Linked DNA regions of Homo sapiens: region 2 is linked to region 1. Evidence: read pairs that join two places in POLR2A ChIA-PET (ENCODE). Cell type or tissue: MCF 10A. All regions are shown on one strand. Each heading gives the region's core, and the rest is flanking DNA. Links, peaks and the distances in the headings are about the cores only.

Region 1 (2,925 bases), core at 125-2,624:
TATTTATTCATTGCTTCTACACACATTCACTGAGAGCCTAAAATATGCCAGGTACAGCAAGCATTTGTTACTTAGGGAGTGGACAACACTTTAATTAGGGCTTCGAGCATCAGAAATCCAAATTTTAAAAATGTTCTCTTAATTTTTGCATCTTCTTGTCCTTGGTACTTGTGTGGACATAATTGCCTTTGGTATGCCAAGGTGCAAAAGTGATAAATTAGCTCAATTAGGCCACATCTTGCAATGATGTACTTTACCTTCTATCAGCTATTTGGGTAACTCTGATATATTTGCTGCATTTTCAATTACATACACTTTTTCTTCCTCATCTTGGTTGTAGTCTTAAGGTCTGTATCCTTCAGATAATACATTTCATTTGTTTCATACGTTACATAGAATTACAGTAGATGTCTCCTAGGTTTTTTATTGGCTTTGTGTGATGCTTAGCTTCTCAAATGGAATAGATAACGTAAGCCCTAATAAGCCCTTGTGAAGATTTTAGCGCCAATCTAAACGGTAGAAATCAAGGTTCCTGTTACTTTGAGTCCTTCTAAGAATTTCAGATACCTTTTATGTTTTCTAGCAGAGCTGAGAAACCTCAAGCGTTAGAAGATTTGAGGTGTGGCTCTTTCAGAGAGAAAATTTTGAAAATCTAGGTTGATGTTCCCAAAAGCTCCTAACATAAAAATACAGGCTTGACCTACACTGTGATAGCAAAACTCTAAAATTATCAAGTCCACTTCTTCAAAGGAATACATGTGGAAATATTAATTGTCATAAGAAGGTGAACAATCTTTTATAATATAAACAGTAAAGATAAGCTGTTAAGTACTCGTGATACATTGGTCCATACCTTTATGAAGGAATCCATAATTTTGAACAACATTAGACTTTGGGGGGCTGGGGACATTACATAGCAGCACATACATAAGCTCATTGTAGCTAATATATGCTAAATGTTATATAAGCTTATGTAAGCTAAGTTTTCAGGTGAAATTTAGTAGATAGCTTGTATGGTGAGTAGAAGGTGAGACACCTGGATGGAGGCGGAGGATAGGCCAGGAAAAAGAATTGAAAAAAATTATTGAACTATAATTTAGAGTATTACATTTTACCTAGTAATGCACTTGTACACCTCATACTTATCTGTATAGCTGAAACAAAAGTAATGATATGTATTCTATGTCGGATGCTTTCTGGTATTTTCAATTCTATTGCATAACATTAAATAAACACTGTATCCATCATAGAGATTTCACAAAAAGATAGTAGTAAAAAACTTCAGTTGGAAAGGCACTGAACTTGAAGGCGGTAGTGGGGACAAGCCTGGACAGGTGTAGAGGGAAAGGACAGTCAGTCTAGGGCAAATAGGATGAGGCTTGTGAGGCAATTTAAGTAGGTACTTACTCAACTTCTTAACACACCAACCCTTCACTTGCGACCTGCGAGTGAGTGCCTCCTTAAATTTTACTCCTTTGCAATTCACTGCATGCCCTAATCTCAGCTCTGAAGACCTTCCTTATAGGGACATACCCATTTCGTTCTGGCAGAAAAATGACATCAGAACCAGGAAGATAAGTGAGTTCAGAAAGAAAAATAGAGCAAAGATTTTTAGGGCAAACAGCAGGTAGAAAAAAATCACCCAATAAACCAGTTTGCAGCACAGTATTCCAGGGGGCAGATCCAAGTTAGAAAAGTCCAAGCAAAGAGGAGAGCTACAAAAACAAGAGGCTTAACCTAGAAAGGCTGGATGTTGCCAGTGCCAGTGATCTTCTGGCTGGGATGAAGCACTTCTGTTCCAGGGGCAGTAGTTTGGTTAGAGATTATGTTTTGTCGTATGTATTCCGAAACCCAATAACAGTGGCTTAAACAGAGGCTTATTTTTGTCAAGTAGCATCAAGTCTAGGGGTGGACAGTATAAGGCTGATACAGCTGCTTTACGGACCCTACCAAGGACTCAGGCTTCTTGTTCCATCATCCTTAGCATGGACCTTCGTCATCACAGATGCAATTTGGCCACGCCACCCCTAGCCTCACACATTCCAATAGTGGAAAGAGGAATAATAATAAGAGGAGGAAGAAAAGGAGAAAGCAACAAGAAGGGGACAGAAAAGACTACTTTCCTAGAAACCCTCAGCTGAATTCATCTTGGGTCTTCTTGGTCAGAATTATGTCATATGGCCATTCCTAGCTGCAAATAAGGATGAAGGATGTTGTTTTTTTAAACTGGGTACATTGCTGTCTCCCTCCCTTCACTAAATGCTGGAATTCTGGTAGCAAAAAAGGAAGAATGGATATGTAACTTGTATTGTTGGCCATATACAAGAGGAACTAATCCCAGAATGACCAACCCATGCAGAGCAGTTAATTGAGAACACCTGCTAGTGGAGGAAATAGGTGTTTGCATTGCCATTTTACACCTAAGAATGCTGAGGCTCAGAGGGTAAGCAAAGGGCAGGGCTCAGATAGAAACTCCAGTCTGTTTGACACTAAAGCCAGATTTTTTTTTTTTTTTTTTTGACACCGTGATACTCTCCAAGGGTAAGTCAGCATATATCAGTTCCTCTTTCCCAAGTTGTTATCTGCTGGCTCATTTGGCCAAATTTTCTTTTCAGAATAAGAGATAAAAACATCCATGAGTCTGTAGCTAACAGAGAGAGAGGAGGGCATCATGTTGGGAAAAATAACTCATCAGATTAATTATCCTGAAACTTAGATTCTAGAGAAAAGGGAGGCAAGAAAGAATGTCCCAGTGTTGCCACCTTTCTGGAGGTTAAGGAACCAGTGTGTCTGTTTCAGAATATTTGGGGAAGTTCAGTGCCAACCCCTGGGCAACAGCGTTTGTCCTATGTGATCCATGGATTAGGTAGATCAGAACCACCTGGTGTCTTCTACAAAATGCAGATGCTAGACAAACATTCCTGG
Region 2 (2,925 bases), core at 337-2,836, 82 kb after region 1:
ATTTTTTGGATAAAGTCAATTTAGTAATTTGTGTGTGTGTTTAATGCATTGCTACATTTAGATTGCTAATATTTTGTATTGGATTTTGGAATCAAGATAACAATCATGGCCTCATTAAACAACTTAAAGAGGAACGTGTCTTTTTTTTTTTTATTTTCTGGAAGAGTTTATGTTAAATTGGAATATTTGCTCATTAAATATATTTAGCAGAATTTATTATAAAACTGTGGACTTCAGTTTTATGTGAAAAGATAGTTTAACTTCAATGTTTAACTAATTTCAATGATTCAGGACTGCACAGGTTTTCTAATTCTTTCATAAGTCAATTTTTGCAAAATATAACTTTCTAGAAATGTGCCCATTTTATCCAAGTTGTCATTATAATTAAAAGTTGTCTATAACATTCTGCTATCATTCTAGTCCTTCTGAAGTTGTTTTCTTGTGATTTGCCGATATTGTATCTATCCCTTTTTTCTTAATTTGTCAGAGACATCTAGATTTTAACTGCTTCAAAGAACAGAGGTAGTTTCATTAATTTTCCATATTCTTATGTTTTGTTAATTTTTGCTTTTATTTTTGTTATCTTCTTTTTCTGCTTTCTGGATTTATTTTTTCAATATTATTCTAAATCATTGATGATTACTTTATTAATTTTCATCCCTTCTGAAAGTCTATAAACTTCTCTCTGCACTATTTTATCTGTATTCCATGTTTTGATATATAGAATTTTTCATAATTGTTTAGTTCTAACGTTTTCTAATATCCATTTGAATGCTATTTTGATGTATTATTTAGAAGTTTGTTTTTAAATTTCTAAATATATGAGCTTTTTCATAATGTTTTCATCACTGGTTTTAAACTTTATTGTGATTAGAGAACGTGGCCCACATATTATGAAATATTTCTTTCATATTGGTTAACACTAGTTTTATAGTTTATTATGTGGCTCTTATATACTTATATGGTCAGTGTCACATGTGCTTAATTCTGTTGTCTCTAATTGTTTCATGCTTTATTCTACGTACAGCAATTAGTTCAAGTATGTTGTGGTCTTAACATTTTTTATGTATTACTGTTTTTTTGTGAGAAGATACGTTTTTGATTTTGTCTATTTAACTTCTGAATTGCCAAGCACTGTGTCTCAAAAGCACACACGATGATTCAGGAATCTCTGCTAATATTTACTATATACAATTTTGAATTGTGAAATTTGGTAGATGGTAATTTAGAGAGTTACTCTGTCATTATGTAGTCATCCTCTAACTCGAATTATGCTTTTTTACTTGAAGGTCTATTTTATCTGATAATAATATAGCCACAATATATTTTTTTACCCTTTTATTTAAAAATGTTTTGTGTCTTTAAGATTGCTGATGTATTTTGATTAATTCCTACCATCTTATTTTGTACTTTCCTTTCCAGCTTAATACAGTTTATAATTAATCTGTGTCTATTTGCACTTCCTACAAGGACTTTAGCATGCTTTAACTCTGAGCATGACCTTTCTGACTTAGTCTTGTTTTTGTTTCTCCAATTTCTCTGCGGTGAGCACGCCCTAAAGTGACCTCCTATGAGTCACGCCCTTGCACAATTTTCTCTGCTTAAGTGCGGACAGAACCTGTGCCCTGCTTCTAACCAATGAAATACGGCAAAGACAATGGGACATCACTCCCTTAAGTTATTTTATATGATAGAAGTGATAGGATGCCACTTTAATAATTACTTATCATATACATCCTGGAGAGAAATCCTTTTGGTGGCTTGAAGAAAATAGCTGTCATACTGTGAGAAGGTCTATGGGATGGGGTGGCCTGCCTGCAGCTGACAGCTAGCAAAAAGTCTGGGCCCTCAGTGTAGAGCTTAAAGGAAATTAATTCTGCTAACAACCTGAATGAGCTTGGAAGTGGATTCTTCCTCAGTGGCCATCCAGGTGAGAACACAGGCTGTGAGACCAGATCAGGGAACCCAATTAAACTGTGCCCAGACTCATGACACATGGAAACTTAAGGTCAATAAATTTGTATTGTTTTAAGCCACTAAATTTGTGGTACTTTGTTACACAGCAATAAAAAATTAATATACTCTAAAATTAGACATTATTATTGAGTATTATATTTAACATTTGTTTAGATTTACTCACATTTACCACTTTATTTTCGCTCACCCTTTCTTCTTGAACTCAGTTTTTCTGAAAGCATTTTCCTTATTTCTGAAATATATATTTTAGAAGCTCCTGTAGGGAAAAGATGTTTGTGAGGACTCTCTTGATCTTTTTTAATCTAAAAATGACATACAATTTTACAATTCTAGATATGTAGCTATAAGCATTTTTTCATGGATTTAATATGATCTCACAGTTTACTGGTTTCCATTGTTGTTGTTTAGAATTCAGCTATCACTGTAAATATTTCTTTGGAGGCAATGTTTTTCTCTCTGGATTTTTAAAAGTTCTTTTTCACTGGTGTTCTACAGTTCAGTGAAGACTGGGATTTGTTTTGCTTTCTAAATCTGAAGATTCATGTCATCTGGAATTCTGGAATTGCTCAGACATTTTCCCTCTGAAATTATCTCTCTTTCATTTCTCTGATATTTCTTTGTGGAATTCTGATTTGGATATATGTTGTATCTTACAAATATTTTTTATGTCTCTCTACTGCTTTTATACTCCCTCTGTTTCTCTGTGTTCTGTTAGAGCCAACTACTTCAGCTTTATAGTCTAGGTTTGTCATTCTATCTTCAGTCATGTCTAATAGGCTAAGCAGTATACCTATTGAATTTTTAATTTTAAGTACTGTAATTTTCATTTCTGAATGTCCTATTTTTAGTTTTTATTAGAACTGCCTAGTCATCTTTATAGTCACTTCTTCCTCATTCATGTATGTGACTTTCTTTTCCAACTTTATTCTTTTTCTTTAACTTTAAATA

Evidence for each region. Peaks named below come from ENCODE experiments on the same cell type or tissue, not always from the same donor. Only the 100,000 strongest peaks of a DNase experiment are listed, where the experiment ranks them.
Region 2: POLR2A ChIA-PET joins it to region 1 with 10 read pairs; 3 of 35 experiments call an interaction of 5 or more read pairs at or near these places.

What each region holds. Positions count from the first base shown.
Region 1 is chr7:17,488,639-17,491,563 of GRCh38, reverse strand. The region is part of intron 1 of LINC02889 (long intergenic non-protein coding RNA 2889); the gene reads left to right. Among named protein-coding and RNA genes, the nearest start is that of LINC02889, 69 kb to the left of the region's middle. In MCF 10A, for the core only: no CTCF peak of the experiment used is centred there; a DNase peak (open chromatin) is centred at 1,353.
Region 2 is chr7:17,407,344-17,410,268 of GRCh38, reverse strand. All of the region lies in intron 1 of LINC02888 (long intergenic non-protein coding RNA 2888), which reads right to left. Among named protein-coding and RNA genes, the nearest start is that of LINC02888, 34 kb to the right of the region's middle. In MCF 10A, for the core only: no CTCF peak of the experiment used is centred there; a DNase peak (open chromatin) is centred at 1,578.